2 separate regions of the Mus musculus genome follow, and region 1 is linked to region 2. A link is a loop called in an ENCODE intact Hi-C map of the cell type or tissue named here. Cell type or tissue: gastrocnemius. All regions are shown on one strand. Links, peaks and the distances in the headings refer to the core of each region. The heading gives the core; the rest is flanking DNA.

Region 1 (11,525 bases), core at 2,306-10,305, 82 kb before region 2:
CTGGGCTCTTGAATGGGTGTTCTTGTGGGGGAGGGGCAGGGTGAATTACCTTTTCTTAGCTGTGATTTAAAAAAAACAAAACAACCCCCCCCCCAAAAAAACTCAACCCTTTGTCCCGCAAAATGCATTTCCTTGCTGAGCTTGAGTTGCAATTTATGTGTGGGATTTAGTCGTCAATTTAAGTGAAGAAATGTCTGTAAAATTTAAGTGTGTCATTTCAGAGTTAAGAAACTTAAAAAAAAAAAGAAAAGAAAAATCATCCACCAAACCCCAAACACTGCCTCTGTAAAAAACCTGTGACATACTTGGTGAAATATTTTGGCCCTTTCAGACTCAGGCACACCTGTTCCTGTCCCTGCTGAGTCGTTTTGATTTCCCTGGCATTGTTAACCTAGCTCTTGTACACAAGATGAAACGGTAAAACTTGCTAGTGGAATAATTATTAACTACTCCATCCATTACCCTTTCAGGGAATAATCAATAACCTCACTCTTGACTTTAAAAACTCCAAATAGAAATTGTCCTGTTAGTCTAGAAAGTGTTGTAAAGAAAAATTGGGTTAGAGAAACAAACAAGTAGTGACAACAAACTATGAAAACAAGCTGTTTAGGGTGTGCTGAGAGAGCAGTCAGGTCAGAGATATACTGAACCAGCAGGAAAGTGAGCCTAGGATGGCATATTTTGTTTGAATTTCTTTTCCTTCCCTTCCTTCCTTCCCTTCCTTCCTTCCTTCCTTTCTTTCTTTCTTTCTTTCTTTCTTTCTTTCTTTCTTTCTTTCTTTCTTTCTTTCTTTTTTTTTTTTGTGATCAGGTCTCTCTACATAGCCTTGACTGTCCTGGAAGTCACCATGCACGGTGACCCAGAACTCTCTTTGTAGACCATGCTGGTCTAGAACTCAGAATCCTCCAGCTTCAGCCTCCCACATAAAGCTGTGTGCCACCACACCTGGCCTTCTTACAGATTTATGAAAAACGGAAAAGGTCTTTCAAAAAGGATACCTTTTAGGGTCACCTTTCAGGGAGGGCTACTGCTGTGTTGTAGCAGGGGCATGTCTTTTGCCAACAACACACCCTGGCATCAAGAGTCATATTTGAAGGTGCAGTTATCCCTTCTGCACTCAGGGCTCTGCTAAATGGAAAGAAAATGTAAAGAGTTTACAACATTGATGTAATGGTGGTCTCAGTTCTCACTTTTTCCCACTGACTCTTCAATATAGAGGGACTCGTTATAATGTATGTGAGTTCAGCTTGGGTCCCTCTGCTAATAAACTTTCTATCAGCAGAAAGCAGCAGGCCACACGGAAACACAAGGATTCGCATAGCTTGGTTGGGAAGGGACTAATTTACCTATTGTGCTGGGTAGGAACAACTCAGTTACTACCATGCACAGGTAATAACAGCACCATTACAGAGGGTGGAACACAATTTTGTAGTCTTAAAAAAAAATAGTACAGCTTGATCCTTCACAAAGAAATGCCACCTTTTGGTGAAATCTTGGGGTCTCTTACTAACAATCTTTCCATGGACTGATAGGTCAGGAATGAATGCTCACGAGGCTTGTGTATGCTGAAAAGTTAGGGGGTACAGGAATGTTTGGGTGGGCGTATTGCCTAGGTGGATCACCTTACCTATTACAGCTGGTAAGCATGTCCTAATTTACTTTGGCTGCAACTTAAAGTTACAGTCCCCGGGGAGAGCTGGGAATATCCGAAGCTTTCCCCAGTCCCACCTTTTGAAGTTAATTTTTATTCAAGTCTGGCTTTAATGGAATATGTGTCATGGAGTTATGAAAGGTTTTTTTTTTTTATTTTTTTAAAGCCCTATCTCTGAGTTCAGAAAATTATATTTAATAATCGCCAAAAACTTCAGAACCAGTTTTATAGTGGCTCTTTTGATCATGATTTAATGAAAAGTATCCAAAAGCTATCAGTGTGACTCTAATGATAGTCACAAATGAATGTTTGGGCCTAATCTGGAGTTTGCTTTTAGATGTCATTATTAATGTGGAAGGCCTAAATTATGGCTGCTCTTGGGCATTCAGAACTTCTCCTATGAAAAGAAGGGCCTTGCACATTGTGTGGAAGAGGGGGATTCACAGATGAATATAGAGTCTAAAGTGGTGAAAGAGCCTGGCCATTGTTTGTGCGGAATGTTGACAAAGGGAGCCAAGGGGCAGTTTTCCCCTTCTGCAGGAGAACACAACAGGGATGGGAACCAGCCTGGCATTCATCTGCCTTGGTCAGGCATGGAAATTTGGCCAGCTTCCCTTCCTGAGTTTTTCTTAGAAGGTGGTCTTACTGGACTCCAGGAGAATACATGCTTTGGTTCTTAGCAGTCTGCATTCTTTTTGAGGAAAGATTACAAGGGCAAATAGAAGCAGTTTCCGAGAAAAGCATTAAGAATGACAACTCCCTCACCCCCCCCCCCCTTTCAAATGTGATCTTAGGAGAACACTATCTATACAGTGCCAGACACTGAGGCAACTGAAATCCCAGGAAGGACCTGACTTTGTGTTTAATTCCTCCCTGTGCTCCGGCTTTGCCTTTAGGGACCGGATCCTATACTTGACTATTTGCTATAGGGCCTGCCTGTTTGTGGCTCCTGCTGTTATTTCTGAAAAGGCTTCTTTGAGTCTTCATTCTCAGAGCCTTTCCTCGCACTTCCACGTGGGACCCATGATGGCTCAGGTGACAGGCATTCCTGGTACCTCGTAAAAATCTCCATCCAAACTGGAACCATGTGGGTAATTGTCTATTCCCAGGGCTGCGTCTACCTGGTATTTAGCAATGTGCACTCATAATTTTGAGGCCCCCTGGCAGTTTCCATCCACCAAGCTTGGTCCCCTGTGGGTGCTTAGAAGTGCCCGGCTTGAGCTGTAGGCCTAACGTAGATTTAACAGTTGGCTGCTAGAGTGGACTTAAATTTCATAGAAATTGTGATAAAATGGTTGGGTTCTGACTAATGGGGCAAGCAGTCATGCTAGTTTTAAAAGGAATTGTGACTTCTGTCCTAAGTACTAGAACTTTCCTTTCTCATCCCCCAAGCTGGGTGGTGTTTGGAGGATGTTAATCCTAAATTGCAGGTGACTGGGTTTGTCTAGACCTCAGGTGGCCAGGAAAACCCTGGTGAAGATGTCTGTGTGGGGGTGAGCTTTTGTAAACTAGAAAAGGAAATAATACCTTACCCTATGTTTGTTTGTTTGTTTGTTTTTTGGTCTAGTCTAATGTAACAAAGGCTAGACTTGAATTCCTTCCTTGTTTCTACCTCACAAGTGCAGAGATTACAGACATGCAATGAACCCCTTACCTGGTTTATGGTGTTGATTTTTTTTTTTTTTTTCCTTTCTGGATTCTGGTCAGCATGTGCTTCTTTCTTCTTGTATTACAACATCCTAATTATGATTTACACTGCTTGGCTTAAAGATTGTTTGCTAGGAGATAAGAAAGCAGTGGCTCTGGGTATTACTGGAGCAGCCCATAGTGAGGCCTGCTCAGATGATGTGGAAAATAGCACCAGGCTTCCTTCTCAGGCCTCATTGTGGCTCTGCTCCCATCATGCCTCTTGTTATCTCAGGAGGAACAAAAACTTTATTATTGAAGTCATGGAATCCTAGGAAGTTTGTCTGGAAGGAACTAAGAGACCAAGCTCATGGCCTAATGGGATACTTTGTTTTTCTTGGTCCTATTATGAAAGTTAAAAAAAATTAATATGGAGGCCAGCAAAATATTGCTTTATGGGTGCGAACGGGCATAATGAAACCTGGAACTGTGTTTACACCTGATCGGAAGAGAGGAGTAGGAGGGGCAAGGGGCAGCAGGTGAAAATGACTTGCTGGAGAGGATCTCTGTACTTTCCCTTTAAATGAACCCTAGTTGTGACTATTCTCGCTGATGGAGAATTTTAGTGTGTTCTACTCGAGTCCAAATAAAGTGCTTCACTGCTAGCTCTTAACGCCTCGCACACGGTGAAACGCTGGTGTGCTTACACTCAGATCTGCCTGCCTTAAAACCCAAGTCTTGGGATGGTTGAAAGAAAGAGGTTAACATCCTGAACCCCCAACTCCCATTTCCACTCCAAAAGTGCCCTCGGCGGTCACGTGACCTTGCATAATCCAGGAAGGGCGCTGCTGGTTCCTCGAGAGAGGGGTTTGCTGTTGGAACAGCTTGGCCAGATAGGACCGGATCGTGCAAGCTCCAGGCACTGGCATAGCTTGAATGACCACTGGAGCCCCGTGTTTAGGAGTTTCCAAACACCAGAAACCCAGGTGGAGGCCGAGTCTAATGGGCTTCATTAGGAAGATGCCCTTTCATTTTCTTTCCTAATGGAGTGGACGACGGATATTTTAAGTTTCATGTTTCCCTACCTTCTCTAGATGTTATCCTAATCTGCACTGCTGGCTGGATAGCCTCTCTGCCTTTTGGAGCTGGTGGCTCAGGTGCGTGCCATGGTCAGATATTGTCCGGAGAGCACCCATCGCTTTCTTTTGTTGCTCTAAGATCTGGTGATGAATGTCACTTGGATAGAGTGATTTTTTTTTTTAAGTGCATCAGATGTCCATATGCATATATGAATGTTACAAGTAAGATCTGGGAGTGTTTTTTTATCTTAAAAACAGTTCACAGCCATTAATCTTCACGAGGCTCTGCGAGCTGGGTAAATACAATAATTCCTGTTTATTGCAAGGAAGAAATAGAGTCGCTTTTTCCAAGTCACGGAGGGGCTGGGTGTTTTTTTTTTTTTCCCTATCCTTGTTCCGGTAGAGCAGAGTTGGGCCCTCCAGGACCCTCTGCCTTCTACCCAGTCGGACACCAACTTCCGGTGTCCTGAGCGACCTTCCAGGCGGGCAAGAGAGGCTGGGTCTAAGAGGAAGGTCTCGGTCACACCTGGCCCCGCCCCGGGAGGGGGCGTGGTCTGGATGGGAAGTGAGGGGAAGGAGCGTGGGGGGCCTTTCATTTGGCTTTTGAGGATCTGGAATCTCAGGACTCCAAGTGGGCTTCTAGCCCCTGGGGTGTGTGCACCTGGCGACCCCGCCCGTCTATCTCTGTGCCCAGGGTGAGGCATCCGACCCGGGGAAAACTCCCCTGGTCCGGGCCTTTTCACTTGCTAATCTAAACAGCAGGGAAGTGTTGGAAGGTGATGGTAATAGACCCTGTGCCCCAGCCCCCACTTCCTTCCTCCTGCCGCTTCCCTCTCACCAGCTGGCCTCCATGGCCTGGAGGGAGCTGCGGGCGGGGTGACTTGAGATTCCTTGGTGGGGAGGACATTCAAGTGGGCCCCCAACTTCAGCTCAGCTGAGCCAGGTGCTTGGCGGGACCCTGTCCTGAACACTTTTCTGCCCACAGTGATCCTGACCCAATGTTTCTGACCTGGGGGGGAGGGGTCAAGATGTTTCTAGCGCCTCCATTAGGCTTTCAGGGCGAAAGGCCCACAGGGGTACAGGGGTATCATCCCTGTGGCAGGTTTGCTGTGCAGTAAGTTCTAAAGTGCTGTTTTATTTGCTCTACAAACGGCCATAGAGCTTGACACATAACTGCCAGGACTGAGACCTACCATTTCCGCCAACTGCTGCGGGTGTTTGTTATGGTGGCCGCTCAGGGGCCTGGGGATCTTAGCCGGAGGTGCTGGGCACTAGGGGGAGGGGCAGCGGGATCTAGACTTGGATTGAGGGTTCTCCATGGTGAACCAATTTCTGAACGTTAAACTTCCTCTGTCTTGTAGACTTCATTCACGACTTCGGATCTCCTTGCAGCGTTGTTACTTAATGATAAGAGTTTAACGATGTAGGGATGGTCAATTGAGCCCTCGCTTGTATCTGGCTCTGGCCCACCAGTCTCCCTAGGTGGAATGATGGCAGACTGAGGAAGGAAGGACTTTGAAGTGACTTGCTCATGACCTCTCCATGGAGCTGGGACCTGACGTTTGGAAAATGGTCAGAGTAGGACTTCCTGGTTCCACCCTATCTCCTCCATGGGAGCAGAGGGAAGGGGTAGATTCTGTGTTTTTCCCGAATTCAGACTGAAGTCTCAAATAATTACTCCATTTTACCCTGCCCTCAGCTCATAGGTTCCCCAGAGCCCCGGAGCTGTGAGAAGTCCGGCTTCTGTTCATTTTGTCCTTTGAGTGATCTTTTTGATAGCGTGATCCACCCTAAAGTGGGGAGACTTTCCTAGAGTAGACTCTCTAGGCCTTTAAACATTTATTGCACTTAAAAACATTTGGATCCCATTTGTGTATATTTGTGGGTGCGCATGTGTGTGTGTCCAGGTTGCAGGTGGACAACTTTCAAGAGTCAATTATCTCTAACCTGTATGTTCTGGAGACTGAGCTCCGACTATCAGGCTTATTAGCAGAGCTATCCCTTAACACACACACACACACACACACACACACACACACACACACACACACACAGTGTGTGTGGGGACAGTCTTGCTATGTTTTGTAGGGTGGCTTCCAACTCACAATCTTCCTTTCCCCAAGTATTGGAATGAGGTGTGTATGCGCGCATCACCACCTGCTGGTAGGTTCCCTTCACTTTGTACTGGAGATCTAGCTTAGGGTACCTAGGGTCTCCTGCATAAGCTAGGCAAGCACACTCAGCTATATCTCATCCCTTTTCTCCCGAAGATACCAGGCTGCTCTTAAATTCACTGGGCAGCCTCAGTCTCCTCCTGAGCAGCTAAGACCTGTACTGTACTACGAGATCAGGCTTCTCTGTATTTTAAAAACACACTTTTATTTTATGTGTATGTTTTGCCTGCACGAAACTTTGTGCACACAGTACATGCAAACACCAGAAGAGGGCATCTGACCCTCTGGATGAAACTGGAGTTAACAGCCATTGTGGGTGCATGGGTGTGTGCGAGCCTGTATGCATCCAGGTCCTGAAAGAGCAGTCAGTGGTCTTGACTGTTGAGCTTTCTCTCCAATTACTCTCAGTGTAATCTTGAAGTGACTATTCAAACCTGGGAGGTCTTTGAAAGTTTCTGGCTGTCTGGAAAGAATTCTCTGGATTACTGACTCATGGCTTGCGGGGCATACACACACACACACACACACACACACACACACACACCCGTCCATAAGCAACTCCTTGTGCTTAGGGACAGGCATCACTTTTCCAGTAGGTAGATTCAGACTATCCTCAAAGCAGGCACTACCTTTCTGGTGAGTGCCCCTCCCTTGGAGGGAGAGACAGGCGCCCTATACCCCACTGTTCCTCAATTTCTACACATAGATATTTGGAGAAAGCTGGGCAAGATCTCCCCTCAGGACGATGGGATGGTCCGTCTGCTCCACTCCTGTAAAACCAGTAAAAACTTCCTTTCAAGGAAGTTCTAGGTTACAGCCTTGCTTTTGTGTAACACTGGCCTTAGCCAGGAATTTGAGTGAGTTCTCCAGAACAAAAGGATTAGTCTTCCTTTCAAAGTGGCCATCCGAACTGAAGGGAATGGCATGAAGTTGGGCGTGCCCTAAGATCCAGAGCCCAGCCCTGCCCCTGTGGTGAATAACTCAACCGGAAAGGCACCCAGGGCAGGAGCTTTGGACCTAAGGTCCCCATATGCTGGGGATTTTCCTGAAAAACAGGCTTCCATTGAAAGAGTGAGTGCCTTCCTGCTCTGCAGCTCTTCCTTCCCCTTCGAGAACAGGTGTGGGCCTGTGAGCTGGGGAAATCCCTGTAGTTATGTTGGGGGACCGGTCTGAGGCTGAAAGGCAGGGGGCTTGGCTCCATGGTGGGTTCAACCCTGATAGGATAATGTGCCAGAGGTGTCTCTTAACAAATTACTCATGTTTGCCCTGGCGTCCTGGCCCTGCTCCAGCTTGGGTAATGATTATATTTCTGTCTATTTTAAGAGCCCTCCCTCCTGAGTTTTCAAACAGGTCGCCCTTTACTTCATCACGCAGAGGTCTGTTTGGGGGGGGTGCTAATTCTGTATTGGCTTTAACTCTACAGGCCTAGGTGATGGGACAGGAGAGGATAAAGCCCCTTTGCTTGCTGACCACTGTGACTGCATGTAATTTTCTTATAGACAGTCAGTCCCTGCTAGGCATGGCTTCAGGTAGTCTCCAAACCATACCGGTGGTTCTGGCATGCAGAAAGTATATACCCCTAGGGGTCAGGGGTCCTTTGCTCTGAAGAAAAGCCACTGAGGCTGGTACTTAAGCTAACTCCTTCAACACAAGGTAGGGGTGCCTGAGTTCTGCCCACCCCATGGAGGGACACACTGGTCTCCTGATCATCTGGTTTCCCCATCCAGCATTTGTGCAGTTCTGTTGGCCGATCGTTCACAGTGCTTTTAACTTGGGGATGGAGACCCCCTCCCCCTGATCCTCTGGGATGGAGACCCCTCCCCCTACCTCCCCATGCAGCATCCTTTCATTCCTCACCCGAATGGAAGACCAAACTGTGACTTAAGCAAAAGCCAGGAGCCAGTAAGGATCAAGTTGAGAGTTCCTCTGAGTATTTTCACTGGACCAGTGGGTAATTTCTTTTCTTCCTAAAATGGCCAGGTGTACCCCATGGAACTAACTTACGGACTCATTTGAGCTTGCTTCTGAATTTTGTCTCCTTTATATTATGACTGGGAACTTCATACAGCTGAGTTTGTTGTGTACAAGGATTGCAGGGAGATAGAGTGATTCCAGGGTTGTTTGCCTGGGCTCTGTCCGTCTGTCTGTCTGGCCTGTGAGCTTGGAGGTAAATTCATAACTGCTATCCCAAAGGGAAGCCTGGGAAAAGGTTTCCCAGCTGCTGCCTGTCACCTAGAGTAGGGTCAGGCTTAAAGCTGCATTCCAGTAATTTTTCAAGCTGGTGATATATAAACTTTGCTTTGGGGGGGTGGGGGGGGGCACTGGGTGCCCTGTACTGTATTGAGGCGAGGAAGAGTAGAGTGGGTCTCAAATTCCTTGGACAGACCTACATCTTGCAGAAATATTTACATTATGATTGGTAACAGTAGCAAGGTTTTGAAGTAGCAAGTAAATAATTTTATGGTTGAGGGATTTTGTGTTTTATGGTTCCCCAGCCCAGCCTGAGGGACGGTATTAAAGGGTCACAGCATTAGAATGGGTGGGAAGCTCTGATCTAGAAGATGTTGTCACTTCTTTTAGACGAGAGAGACGCCCTTCTAGAGGCCAGTAGAAGGATCAGTGTACGCAGGGGGTAGATTCTTCTAGAATGTGTGGCAAAGATGGCATGGAAAGAACGCTGTAGCCCTCCCTTCATTCTCATTTACTTAGCTCTTGACGGGGGCTTAGGTTTCTGAGTCTGTAGAATGGCGGTATGTAATAAGATCCCACGAGGTAATATTTTATAAGTGCTTAGAACAGGCTGACGTATTAGATTGGATTGTTAAATTAAAAAAAATACTATATAGTATAAAAAACGCTGTATAGTAAAATAAAATAAACCTGCTGCTTTTGTGCAGAGAAAGGCCCATTCTGCACTTCAAAGTAGATGGATATTGAAGGGTTCCCATCAGACATCAAGAAGGTGGGAGGGTCTGCTACAGCCGAAAGAATTCCTGGACTTAGTTGGAGGCCATTATAAAAGGATACCTGGGATAGGTATCAATCTGTTTAGGGAAGGGCACTGAGTTTGGTTGGCTTCTCATTGGTTAATGGGGCCAATGTGATAAATTAAAAACAAACCAAAAAACTTGCAAGAAGTTGTTTTTAGACAGCAGAATGTTACTGTGTATTAGCTAAGTCCAAGAAATGCCTAGTAAAATATTCATGTGTTACCGGAGACCTCCTCCCTTTCCGTGGAAGGGAAGAAAACTGGCTGTCCTGCAGGGTGGACAACCAACATGGGAGCTGTGCCTGGTCCAGCTGCTTTTGGCAGGTGGAAGCTGCCAAGGAAAAGGCTCAGGGTTTGATTGTGTACCCTGGGAGCCCAGTTCCCACCGCATCGAGCAGGGAGCCACAGCATGGGCAGGCCGGCAGGCAGCACACTCCTTAGAGCCTGCCCCTTCCTGGCTGGTGGACTGGCTCATTCTCTTGGTCTGGAGGCAGGAGGATCTGTGTGCAGGTGATTGATTGCCTTATGGATCTAGTGTGGGTCACCTGCCTGGTATGTGGTATTGTGTTCTTGGTTGGTGAAGAGCTTTGATTCAGCGGAGTAGCAATTGGCTTTGTGTGTCTAAGCAGGTTTCTGATCCAGGCTCTTCAAAACCTGGAAATGGTCTCCAGGGTATCTATCCATCCACTACCAGAATCCATGCATACTATCAGATACTGATGAAGCACCCAATATGACCCAGACATACATGTGTGTGTCTTTATGGAGTGATTAGTGAGAATCCAATTTTAATCCTTTTTTTTTTTTTTTTTTTTTGGAGATAGTTTCTCTGTGTAGCTCTGGCTGTCCTGAAGCTCACTATGTAGACCAGGCTGGTATTGAGATCCTCCTGCCTCTGCCTCTCTAGTACAGGGATTAAATGTGTGCACCACTACCACCCATCTCTTTCCCTCTTTTTTTTTTTTGTGTTTTGTTTGTAAGACAATCTTGCTGCATAGCCCAATCTGGCCTTGAACTCTTGACCTGCCTGCTTCAGCCTCCTGAATGCCAAGTTCACAGGCTGATTCCAGTTTTAGTGTGAGCTGCTGCTCCCTTTAGGCAATGCCACTCCTCTGTTACCTGGCAGGTTCTAGGTGTGTGTTGTAAGGCTGTGCGCATGCGCCAATGTAGAAGGCACTGTGTGTTGCCTCCGAGGAGGGTTGGTCATTTCATAGACCAGCTATTTCTTTGCACTCAGTTCACGCCATTCAGAATTTCTTTTGGAGATGGTTCTTGAAGATGCCCTTGGAAAACTGGGGGTCTGCAGTGCAAGGGCATAGGATATATAATAGGCCGTGCGTAGGATCCAGACTGTGAGGGTGGATAAGCCCAGAAGTTGCTGACGCCCGTGGCGTTTGCCAGTAGTTTCTATTGCCACTGTGGTTCTGGTGCCCCGGAGGGAGGAACGCTGACTGAAGTTACAACACAATTAATAGAACTTAGTAAGTTGTATTCTCGTCTGTCTGCCTCCCCTGGGCAGTACTCTAGTTCCCTGCCCCTCTGCAGATTGGCATGGGGATGGAGTTAGAGGCCTCCAGTAGCACAGAGAGGTCCCTTGGGTGAGTACCAGGACCCTTTAACCAGCCCTTGCTCTGCCCTGCTCTCCAGGTGACCTGTGCATTTTAAGTTAAGAAGTTGGCTGTGGGTTTGGTGGTTTTCACATGAGTGACTCCTGCAGTCCCCAGGGAGGACCTAATGACTGGGTGGTTCCAGAGAGGCTGGCTGCCAGAGAAGGGGGATCCCTGGGGCACCCCTTCTAGGAGTCCATCTCCTGGGCTCTGCACACCATCATGTTGGACAAACCCCAACATCTGTATTTTTAGCAAACTCCTCCAGGTGGTTCTCCGTGTAGTCATCCCAGAACCTGCCAACCACACACAGTCTGTCTTTCTCTAAACACAAACCACTCCCTCAGCGCTACACCCACACACTTGAGTCTAGTTATTGAACATTTGGCATGCAAACAT
Region 2 (11,525 bases), core at 1,363-9,362:
CCGCCAGATGTTTTTTCTTACAGCTGTCATTAGGCCTCCATACTCGCTGACCTCATCAAGTTGTATTGAAGCCATTTTCATCCATTTTGTTCTTAAAACCCATTTAACCCTTCCCGGGTAACCTCTTATTTTATTGTCCCGCCTTCTGAGTTCACAGCCTGGCTTCTGCCCTGCTGCATCTTGTGTGGAGTTTGGGGTCTGACCCGTGTCCCCATAGCGTTCCATGCCCCAAAGCTGAATAGAGGGGTACTAGTGTTTCCCACAGAGGGGTAGACTGCAGAGTGACAAACACAGATGATAATATGGGCTCCCAGGACTCTATGTGTAAGGGTGTGGCCCAGGATCTGGGATCCTCCTGTATCCTCAGGATCTGAGAGTGACCTTAGAGGTCCTGAGCACACCAGAGTTAATAGCACGAGGCTACTGTCAGAACTTTAGAAGATAGAGCTGGTTCTTAGCCTTCCTGTAAAATGAGCTGTAAAATTTCTGTAAAATAGAGAACGAACCTTGAGCAGATAGCAAGTGCTGCCCCTCCCATCCTGTTCCCGGCCCTTACTTAAATCAGTAGCCTACTCTTAGAATTCTGGGGTAGGATTTAGATGCCTATGTTTGCAAACATCTGAAATCTGGGAGGCTTAGCTAGAGAACTGATATGAAGACCCAGATGGTGGTTGTGTTGGTGGTCTTAGGTGTAAGGTTCATCACGAGGAGTCTGATGGGCGGCTGCTGTTGCACACGTGTGACTGAGCACCCAGACCCACTCGGAAGTGTCTCTGCACACTGAGCTTTAAAAAGAATGCTTGCCTGTGTAAAACATTCCAACAACTGCTGGGAGGTCCCCCCCCCCCCAATCTTGTCCTCAGAGAGAGCTCTGCTCACATTAGGTCTGTGTCCCCCTGGCCTTTCCTTGTCTTTCTGTCAGTGCCTTCTCAAACCAGTCCCGTGGGTTCTAGGGATCATGGCCTTTGAGTGGTCCTAAGCCACAGGGTGTTGTGCTTTCAGCCTGGTCCCCTGGGCTGGATCACACTCCCTCCATTGCTTCCAGGCTTTTGCTCCAATAAGCTTTTGCAGCAAAGCTGTTCCTGGTAGAGGTAGGGTCAGAAGAAAGCACAAAAGGTGGGTGAGCTGGTCTTATTAAGTCTGGCTATTTGAAGGTAGCCAGCTGTTGAGTTTGGTGACTTCTAAGAGGGGAGTAGGCTTCAGGGATGCTGTGCCCCCATGATGTCATGAAGGCCACACAGGCCTTGAGGCCCCTGATTGCATTACTCTAGGCACACATTCCTCTGGTGCATGCAGTCACATAGCTTTTCTTTTGCACATGTGGCCACATCTGGCCTTGCAGCTTCTGTGTTCTTCCTGGGTTTCAGGTGGGGATTTCAGCATCTCTAAGCTCACACTTGGTGGTTTCTTGTCACAAGAACCAGCTATATCTGGGACTGCAGACTTAGGGACTGCCTTGAGGGGTTGACCTGAATCTTCTGACTCTGGGAGGAGCCTCTCATATTTGCTAATAGGTATTGTTCAGCCAGAGGGCCAGCAAATTATCATGCAGAGGGTGGCCTGGGAGATGCCTTCTTAATGTGGGGCCCAGGCTCTGATAGATGTTTCTAATGTCCTCCAGACTTATGGGTGCATATGAGTAAGTGTGGAGACCCCAGGGTGCCTTAGTTAACCGTGTATGTGTGGAGTGTAGCTGTGGAATTTATTTTAAGTGTCTGGGGTAAGTGAAAATAGCAACAGACATTCCACTCTTGGGGCTGTTTGGTATTGCTGATGTGAGCAGCATAGTTTACCCCAGGAGCTCCGAGTGGATATATCACAGACCTAACCTTAGCACAGGCTGCTGGGATTTACAGCTTTGGGTAGGTCTGTTAGTGTTCTCCGGCCTGGAGCTCCAGCGTGGAGCTTGACGTCACGCGTCACGAATGGATTCGTGGCTTTGTGTCTTCTGTTGAACGGCACTCTATCAGTGACCATAGTAAATTTGATGGGTTGCATAGAGCGTTCTGTTATTTTATCTATTGCTGTGTGACAAATTACCTCAGAATGTAGAGATTTAAACCACCAAGCCTGGTCATCTTCATTTCCTGGGGTCAGAATCTACCCGGCTTAAGTGGGTGCCTGTGGCTAGGGTGTTCTGACACAGAGACCTAAGGTAGTGCTGTCTGGATATTGACCCTGGTCCCCTCTGATGCTTGATTGCTCAGACTTCTCCATAGGACATCCCCAGAGTTGACAGCAAGAACAAGGCCATGCTAGAAGCCAGCTTGTTACAAGCAAATATAGCAAAAGGATGCGGATGCCCACCAGTGAGGGTCCCCAAAGGGCCAGGAGCCTCAGTATCCTTCCTAATAAAAGTTTTGTTTGTAAATAATTTGAGAAGCAGGGCTTTGCTGTGCAAACTCTCCATCCTACAGAACTCTTAAATGGTAGTCCAGCCACAAGGTCTAAATCTCTCTCTTTTTAAAAAAAATTTATCATTATTATTATTTCATATGTGTTTGTGTGCACACAGCCATGCATGTATGATATATGTATGCACATACATGCCTGGTACCTGTGGATGCCGGAAAGGGCATTAGATCCCCTGGAGAAAGATTTGGTCATTAAGCTAAGATGCAGCTTTTCTTTCTCCCCGTCCCCCTTTCCATGTGCGACTTCTGGGTCTGGCTGAACCTGTAAGGGTCTGGATATATGAGTAGGTCCTTACTCCTGGAGCCTAAGCCAGGTCCTCCCAGAGGAAGCAGGTCCTCTACTGGCATGCACTCCGCCTCTGGCCAACGCCCTACTTCCCAGAAGCAAAGCTGTGTGTCTGCTTCCATTTGATTGTTCTTCCTCCTAAAATTTGAGACTTTCCCACTGTATCCGGGTCCCCAGGCCAACCCCAGAGCCAGGTGTCAGAGGTGAGAGAGGAAGCACGCTCTTCCCACCCTCTCACACACCTGGGATGTTGGTCCTGAAGCCCAGTCGAATGCTGCCCCTTTCTTTGCTCCTTCCCGTCCCCTGTGACAGAGACTTGATTTTTCTTTGGCCTTGGGATTTCAGGCAGCCAGTGGGCTCTGGGAGCCACACAAGGCTATGGGCCCTGCTCTTGGTGAAACTTGGGTTGGTGACTGGAGAAGGCAGGCATCTTTCATTGGGGTGACATAGCCACCAGGCAGATAGGGTGAGCAGCAGGGACTAAGGCAGAGAGAGACTGTCCCTTTAGAATAAGGGAAGAGCAGAGAAAATCCTTCAATAGGTTCACCGAGTGCTGAGGCCTTTCTGAAGACATAGCTGTCATTCTAGCAGGACATTGAGGCAAATTCAAAATCCCTCCTTGTTAGCCTGTCTTTGGCCACCAGGTACTTTGTGATGTAAGTTGTGGCAAAGGAGATGGCAGGCTGTATGGAGATGCGATCGGGGGCTCCTCGAATCCCATTTGGCACCTCCCACATTTTGGCGCATTCTTACTAAAAAACTAAGTATGCCATATCATAATCAAGAAATAGCTGTGTGCTCTAAGTGGTATCCTGTTGCCACAGCAACGGTGTTTGAAGCAATGGTCAGAGAATGTCGTCCCATGGAGTGTCTGGGGTTAGGTGGAGCATGGTGTCGCTCCTGGAACATGACTAGTTAAAGCACACCTCTTTCCTGCATCATTCCATGGCTCCTGACTGGCCAGCTGTGGTTAGGCAGAGGGAGGCTCTGCTGCTTCTAAGCCCTCCCTATCTAAAACCAGGAAATCCAGGCCAGGGAGGTAGTTTAGTACTAAACGGAAGGTACTTGCCACCAAGCTTGACATCTGGAGCTTAAACCCAGGACCCAAATGGTGAGAGCCCAACTCCTGAAAGCTGTTCTTTGCCTCCCACAGGTCTGGTTGAATATGCTCCTCCCCAAAGTTAATGAAGAAGATATATAATTATATTTAAATGGGAAATCCTTCTTACTTTCCCTCCTCTGCCTGCTTAGTGTCTGCTCTGGGGGGAAGGGCATGTACTCTGAAGTCTTACAACAAAGGGACCTTAGGGTCAAGGAACAATTGCTCAATTGTGTGCGCGCCCCCCCCCCCCCCCAGGTTTTAGTCTGATGGAAACTCTATCAGGCTTGTGGAGAACTGTGTACCCTCCTATTTATTCTGTCTTAAATCCTCTCACTGCCAAGTTGTTCCCATCGTCCATCACCAGGATTCACATATCTCTGAATGAGAATTGCAAGCATAAAGGAAAATTACCCCTTAGGGCAGTTTGTGCCCCTTTGCGGGACAAAACCTCACACTGTGGGTCAGGAAACTCACTGGCTCTTGGACCACCTTTCCTTGGCCTGCCCTGTGTGTGTGTGTGTGTGTGTGTGTGTGCGCGTGCGGGAGGGGGGAGACCTTGGCTCTCAGGGGAGGTGTGAGACAATGGGGAGGGAGTCACATCCCACCATTCAGCATCCATGGCTAGAAGGGAGGCCAGGTGCCTTCTGCCTCTCTTGCTTCCTAAGACACACAGTGCTCAGGCCTTTCCATCAAGGGTATTTGACGTATTTTCTCTGGGTTCTTATGGAGTTCACATTTGAGACCCAGGCAAAGATATCCCAGCTTTGCAGTCTGGGGATGTCTAGGCAGGGTGAGCAGTGCCCTCTGCTGGATCAAGAGCCTCATCGCTGGGTAAAATGTTTCCCGTGGGCTAATCTTGCTCCCAGCATGACAGGTTGACCACGGGGTAGGGTGGGACTGGTCTTGTTTTCCATTGCTTTTTTGATAAGCAGATAAAGGCTATAAGATGCAGGTACTGAGACATGTGTTTTGGACCTCACCGTGTCAAGAGGTAACCCACTGAAGTCTTTTATGGGACAGAGTGTTGCCAAATTGGGACAGTCCAGAGTCAGGGACTTCTGTGGGGTCAAACTGAAGTCAAGAGGCAGGCGTGTTTAAAACAAAAACAAATCAAGATCTTAAGACGCTTTAAAAATGTTTTATTGTTGTAATTTGTAACTAACCTCTAAAATTGCTTTTACTAGACACAGATTATGGCTTCATACGTGTTCACTTTAACTAAATCGAAGTTATATTAGAACTAGTAATTTTTCTATGGGCAAATAGTTCAAGCTTAACAAGAAGTATTTTATTTTGCTATTTCATTAGACTTGCGTTCACTTTTATTTTTAAAGATTTATTTTATTTATATGAGTACACTTCAGACACACCAGAGGAGAGTATCCGATCCCATTACAGATGGTTGTGAGCCACCATGTGGTTTCTGGAAATTGAATTCAGGACCTCTGGAAGAGCAGTTAGTGCTCTTAACCGCTGAGCCATCTCTCCAGTCTGTGTTCACTTTATTAAAATATAATGACATATTATCTAGTGTGCCTCTTATGTCTATCCTGTAGTTTCCATGTTGTCAAGGATCCACGGCCTGGTGGGTCTCACTGTGGTCTAACTCTCAGGTCCAGGCTGCTGGCCGCCATCCTACCTGTGCTTGGACACATCACTGAACCCCAGGAAATGCACTGTATATGTACATTTTTGTCACAGGCCATGGACTCTGCCCACAGTGATCACTAGGGTACTGGGTCATCGCCCCCACCCAACAGCTGTATTGTGACCCCTCTGCAGACATTCTGTGAGAACTTCCAATATTGTGTATGCTTTCTCCTGTTGGTGGCATTCTCTACTTGGTTAAATGAAAATTTCTCTTGCAACCGGGACAAGCTTTTCTGTCCCATAGCAGATGAGATGACAGATCGCATTCCACTACACAGACAGGCTCTTTGGCCACAGAGCACACATCACACGCCTAGGTGGGGAAGAGTTAGCGACTGCTCACCCTGAGCAGCCTGAGCGCACGCCATCATTCTATGCCTCATAATCTGAATGGACATTTGCTTGTTTGCTTTTATCCCTCTCTGTTCTGCCTCTATTATTAACTAAAATATTTATTTTCAAGGCATATTTGGAGGACAAGGGCTTTTAAAATGTGTGAAAATTCTAGAGAGTCTCTGTAGAATGTGACGACCCACGCTGGATTCTCAACATGACCCAAATAAAACAGCCAATTAGGAACATGAAAGGATCTTTCTGCTTAAGTTCTCATGCCTTGTTTATCACTTTTAGCACGCGAAAAATATACAGAAGTCTTGAGGCTCGCATTTGACACTAGGAATGTATTTGTATGGGCTAAGAGTCCCAGCTCAAAGTAAGACCACACCACTTGCTTATTCCAGGAAAATCATGGTTTTAAAGCTAATCCTCATCGGGCAGGGGGGCGGGGGGTGGGGGGTGGGGATACTACCTTGACTGGTTCACCTTTAGCCTGGTGGATTTCCGTGGCACAGTGCAACCCTTTCTTCGGATTTACAAACCGTGTAACTCCCCCCACCCCCTCTCTAATGTTGCATTTCAAACCCAAGGCCATATAGAAGTTAATAAAGGCCAGCTCTCTACCACCAACATAAACCCTCTAGATTCTGTGAAACCCCCGACAGTGGCACACTCTGAGCCGGCCAAAATTATTGACAGTGTATTTCATTTTTACAATCTGGATTAGTCTAGTTGAGTCAGTGTTGGTCACACAGTATGCCATTTTATTTTTCTAGTGTGGAATCAGTGGTTGGGCTGGGGGCAGGCATTAGAAGGACATGGCTACCTGTGTAAGTTGTCACTCTTCAGTATTCTGAAGCTATGCCGATTGGAAAGGCCATGGCTGAAGCACGAGCTATCGGTGTGTGCATCCCAAGTACTTGTGCTTTTGGGGATAGAAGATGGGGCTCTAACCAACTGAGAGTACCGAGCAGGGACTGACTGGCTGGGTCGCCCGCCCAGCACTGGGCTGGGCTGCGTGGAGAAGCCGCTTCCTCTTGTTACTGGATGGTGGACTGGCCTGTCTGTGAGTGAAACGTTGTGCATATCTCAGGATGGGGTTCTTTTAGGAAACTTCTAGGACCTGAATGGGGGACTCTGGTAAAGGGAGGTCTTCTCTTCCCACTCCCTAACCCACACTGGAAAAAGAAAGGGACATTTACAGAATCTATTATGTGCTCAGGGAGTGACAACAGTCCTCTCTGACAGCTGTCAATCATTCCAGGTGATGGGAGCTCAGAAGGCTCAAGAGAATGGTACACGTCGAAGGACTGCTTCAAACATGGAAGGTTTCAGGGAACATACAAACCTTCTGCCTATAGGAATCATTTTAGAAATGGATATGTAATTTCTTTGCAAACTCAGTAATTTTGATTAGCGGTCTCAGTGTCTGGCTGTTACTCCCCCACAGTCATGCCTACAGTCTGCCCATAGTTCCCTGGCTCTCTGAAAGCTCCTCAGAGCTCTCTTCTCAGGATAAGAACCCCTTGGCTATGCTTGCCTCCCGAAGCCCATGGAATGGCTTCCTTGTAAGTACCCGTGGCTTGTTGTTGGCTTTTTTTTTTTTTTTTTTCTTTCTCCTGGGTCCACCCAGGGCAGGTGTTAGTTAGGCCTCATTAAGAGCAGGGTCCTCGCTTTTCCTAGACAGGTCCAAGGTCCTCCCTGTGCCTCACCTGGGTTATGTATACAAGAAGGCCTTGTAAAGGAGGGGCCCAGTATGAGCACACACCCCTGGGTATAGGGATCCCTTTGTGTTTGCATTAGATCTCCCCACCACGTGGGTTTTAAATCTGAACCTAGTTTGCGATTAACAATGGGGTGTGTCCACTTAACTACACTGATAATGAATCCTTTTAAACTGTTGCAAAAAACGAGATCTTTCTTCATTAGCATGAAGATAAGCAGAGTCCCTTGAAAGCAAGCTTTGGATGAGTTCTAGAAGCATCCTGTTTTGAGACACGCCGTTGAAGATGCACCCCTGCTCTGCAGTTCCCCTCCACCTAGCCTTTGCAGAGTCTGAACTAGAATGGAGAAACAGAGAGACAATTGGTGAGGACTGGAGTTTTCATGATATAACTTTGTGCTGGTTTGGTTTGGCCAAGAGGTGGCTGTTGGTAGCAACAGTAGAAAATGCTTATCTACCCAAACTTGGACAAATGGTTTCTTTTGCTTTTAATCATGGATGTTTAATGTCAAGATGACTGATTTTAAAATGGGTTGCTCTTCATTTTTGTTCTTTTCTCAAATCTCGTTGACACTGCTGTGAAACAGTGCGCCACACCCGGTAGCTTCTTGCTGAGCTTTCTTATCTAAAGATCTATGGCTTACATTATTACTTCCTCCTCCCTGGCTGACGTGTCTCAAGACTTGCAGTAGGTGCCTGATAAGTAGAGAATTCCAGATCTCATTGTATGAAATATGGGTTTCCTCCCGTATGTGCACCTGTGATGAGCACCGCGCTCACCTTCCCACTCACAGGAGGAGCTTTTGGCTTCGCTTAGCATAACCAAATTGCCAGTGTTGTGATTCTTGGTCTTTGAGCATTAAGCAAAATAGTTACTGTAACATTGATTTTAACACTGTAAGGATCCACTGGATAATCCAAACTGAGCTACTGTGTTGCTAACGGTCAGGTGGCATATACAGTGTGGATACGTGAGACCGCAGGGTGTTTCTAGCCCCAGCTGGGAAGCAGCCAGGGTTCCACAGGATTTTATTGTGATGCTCTGAACCACGTACAACTTGAAATGGTGGGCTTTAAATTAAATGTAATGCTGTTCAGACCTGAATATACCCAGAGTACTGAAGCTGTGGAAACAGCACCTCCGCGTGGGAAGACTACTGTAAATTACATTTCACTTCTGTCCATTCTGATTTTCAGAGCGCTTATATCTCTGGGTTGGGATTAGGCCTGGCATTCCTCTGGCTTTCTCCTGTGAAGTTGAGCTTCGTGCCGTTTCCTCTTTATCCTCCTCCGTGAGAGGACGACCCCACTTTCCTCTTGACTTTGAACTTTACCTGCATTGGAGAGAGCACTTCCTAGAGGCTCGTGCACATTCTCTCTCCTCTGTCTGTCATGGATGTGGTGGCATACAAGGAATGCCTTTCCTGCTTCATAAGCACAGAGCCCCAGTCTCCAGGACGGAACCCCTGGATTCCAGAACGATTCCAGTTCTGATTCCAGCAAAGATAGAGGAACCATAGCACTGCCTCTCTTTTGCCCGCCCTGATGTATACTTTAGTTAGTACTTTGGTTGAACATTTTGACTAATGATATCAATAGCTGACAAATTCCTTTGGCTGGAAGCTTATGACTTGGGAGGAAGGACTGACTTAAAGGGCAAAGTTGGTTTTCATGGCAAACCTAATCACAAAGATGTGATTGATAGTCTAGGAGCCCAGAGCCAGTATGGCTGGTGCAGTGAGGGCCATCGTGCGTAGATCCACTACAAGGCGTGTTTGTCCCTGACATTTGTGCAGTGGCTGTGTTAGTCTTCATAAATAGCATACTTCTTGGGAGGGAAAAGGAGAAAAACATCTTTTATCCCACCCATCCCCTCCCCCCCTTTTGAAGCAGAAATATGGTGGGAGAGGGTGGTAGTTATGTGTCAAAACTCATACTGGCTGTTCCAAATGAAGTCTGTATTCGCTGCTGATATGATGGGTGGGCACCTCCCCTCGGGGTCTGCCCCGGACTCCACAGAAGAACCACAGAAAAGCCAGGCGTGGGAATCAGTGACAGTCTAAGATGAAGACATTTGTGTAAGCTGTTGGCTATCTCTCTGATTGCATGATCAAGAGCCTACTTACCAATTTTTCAAGAAGCCGCCTAATTATACGAATTAAAATTCAAAGGAAAGCAAAAAGAATGATTACGCCTCACTAGAGGAGGAGACTGCAAAGCCAGTCCTGCTGCTGATCATAACTCTGGCGGTTTTTATCTCTGTAGCCCTTCACCAATATTAGCTTGTCCTTTGGATGGGGTAGATAATGAGGCTTGGGTTTTCATACCAGAGTCTAGGAGGTGCCTCACTGTAGTGTGGACATTGGAGCCCCAGCCTCAAGAAAGTAAAAGAGCTAGCCTAGGCTTTCTGATGTGCATTTATGGTTGACATTTGTAGGTCTTGGTTCTTCTATCCCATCTCCATTTTCCCTGAGTCAGGGGTTTGTTCACACATGGCTGGCTACCTTCATGAAAGAGCCCAGGAACGATGACAGCAGAGTTCTATACTTCTGTACGTGTGGTGACTGGCTTGTTTTAGGCAGTTGCCTGTGTTAGAGTTTGGTGTCCTTTTGGCTGTTTTGATCATTATTTATAGGGTTAGAAACTGTACTTTTTCTATTTCTCCCTTTCCTCAAATTCACATAATTATTGCTATAAATCTTTAGGATGCTTTTCTAGCCAAATTGAACTTGCCTACCTTTTAGTAGTTTAGACCTGTGTCTGATAAAGGAACTCCCAGCATTCAGCATAATTGATGCCCATACACCACCAGGTTTCTCTTAAGCCTTAATCTTCCATCCTCATCTTTCTCTGCACAATTCACCTGCTAGCTGAGAATAGCCCCATGTGCATGTGTGCGTGCACACGTACGTACGTGTGTGTGTGTGTGTGTGTGTGTGTGTACACATGGATTGCTGTTAGATTTAAAACAATACTCATTGTGAAGTTTTGCAGTGAAGAACAGGAGACCAGAGAATGGGTCCCCACTCTTCTCACAGTGATTGACAGGCTGCAGTTTTGAAGGAGAGAGTCAGTGGAGCCCGGCCTGGTAATTTGTGAGCTGGTGCTTAAAGAGACAGGGTTCTTTGGATCCTAGCATACGTGGAACAGGCTCTTCCTCCTCTGAGTCAGCGAGAAGGCTTAGAAAAGGCTTAACAGCCACTGCTCAACCAGCTGAGGAATGTGGGATTAAAAGCCCCCATTTGAGGAAGGTTCTAGAAGATGGCATGGGCAGGCCCATTCTTACACAGTGTAGCAGGGAGCTTGTGTTGCGTTGTGCTGTGCTGCTCTGTGTTGTGGGGTTTTTTTGTTTGTTTGTTTGGTTGTTTTTTTTTTTTTTTTTTTTTGGTGTGTGGCCCCTGCGAGTCCTTCATGGAAAGAAAGCAACTGTAAAGACTGCGCAGTGCAGGCCTCCAGAGAGCCTCTGTGGAGGTAGCCAGAGTGTGCTTGGTAGCATACCACTGTGCACTTAGGACCTACATACAGCCCAGTGTTCCAGAGCTGTCTGTGAGACTGTCTCCTGGTTGTGCAGAACTTTTGTAGTTCAGAGAAATAAATGGCAGATCCAGCTAGCTGTCTCTTGGTCCCTGGCCTTGGAGTTGAAATAATTGAAGTTGGTCTGCAATTGGTGCCTATAGTTGAGAGGCCCATACACTGCCGTTTGCTGTTTTCAGCAATGCGTGGCAAACGTCCCTCTCGATGCCTGCTTGCTTTCTAACTGATGCAGGGTAGAAAACAGGAGATTGCTAAGGCTCGCATGGAGGGAGCAGCCTCCACCCATGTTTTGGGAGGAGAGCAAGCACCACACGCCAGAAGAGCAGGTCTGTCCCCTCTTACTTAGAGAGCGACAGGAAGTCGTGAATGACCTGTCAGCCTGTGTCCTGGAGGTCTCCAGAGTTAAGGCTTCTTTTCTCCTTGTTTCAGGGTTCATAGTGGCGCAATGCACGCAGACTCCTGCGAATTCCCCTAAGTTCT

The links. Peaks named below come from ENCODE experiments on the same cell type or tissue, not always from the same donor. Only the 100,000 strongest peaks of a DNase experiment are listed, where the experiment ranks them.
Region 1: a loop joins it to region 2, with 2.4 times the contacts of the local background. A loop is called at or near these places in 18 of 42 quality-filtered maps.

What each region holds. Positions count from the first base shown.
Region 1 is chr7:133,108,697-133,120,221 of GRCm38, reverse strand. It overlaps a transcript of Ctbp2 not described here. Among named protein-coding and RNA genes, the nearest start is that of Gm35364, 9.1 kb to the left of the region's middle. In gastrocnemius, for the core only: a CTCF peak has its summit at 6,785 (motif pointing right); DNase peaks (open chromatin) are centred at 5,582, 7,550, 7,755, 9,862 and 3 more places; H3K4me3 peaks cover 1,845 bases; H3K27ac peaks cover 5,108 bases.
Region 2 is chr7:133,025,822-133,037,346 of GRCm38, reverse strand. It overlaps a transcript of Ctbp2 not described here. Among named protein-coding and RNA genes, the nearest start is that of Ctbp2, 16 kb to the right of the region's middle. In gastrocnemius, for the core only: no CTCF peak of the experiment used is centred there; a DNase peak (open chromatin) is centred at 4,601; H3K27ac peaks cover 1,106 bases.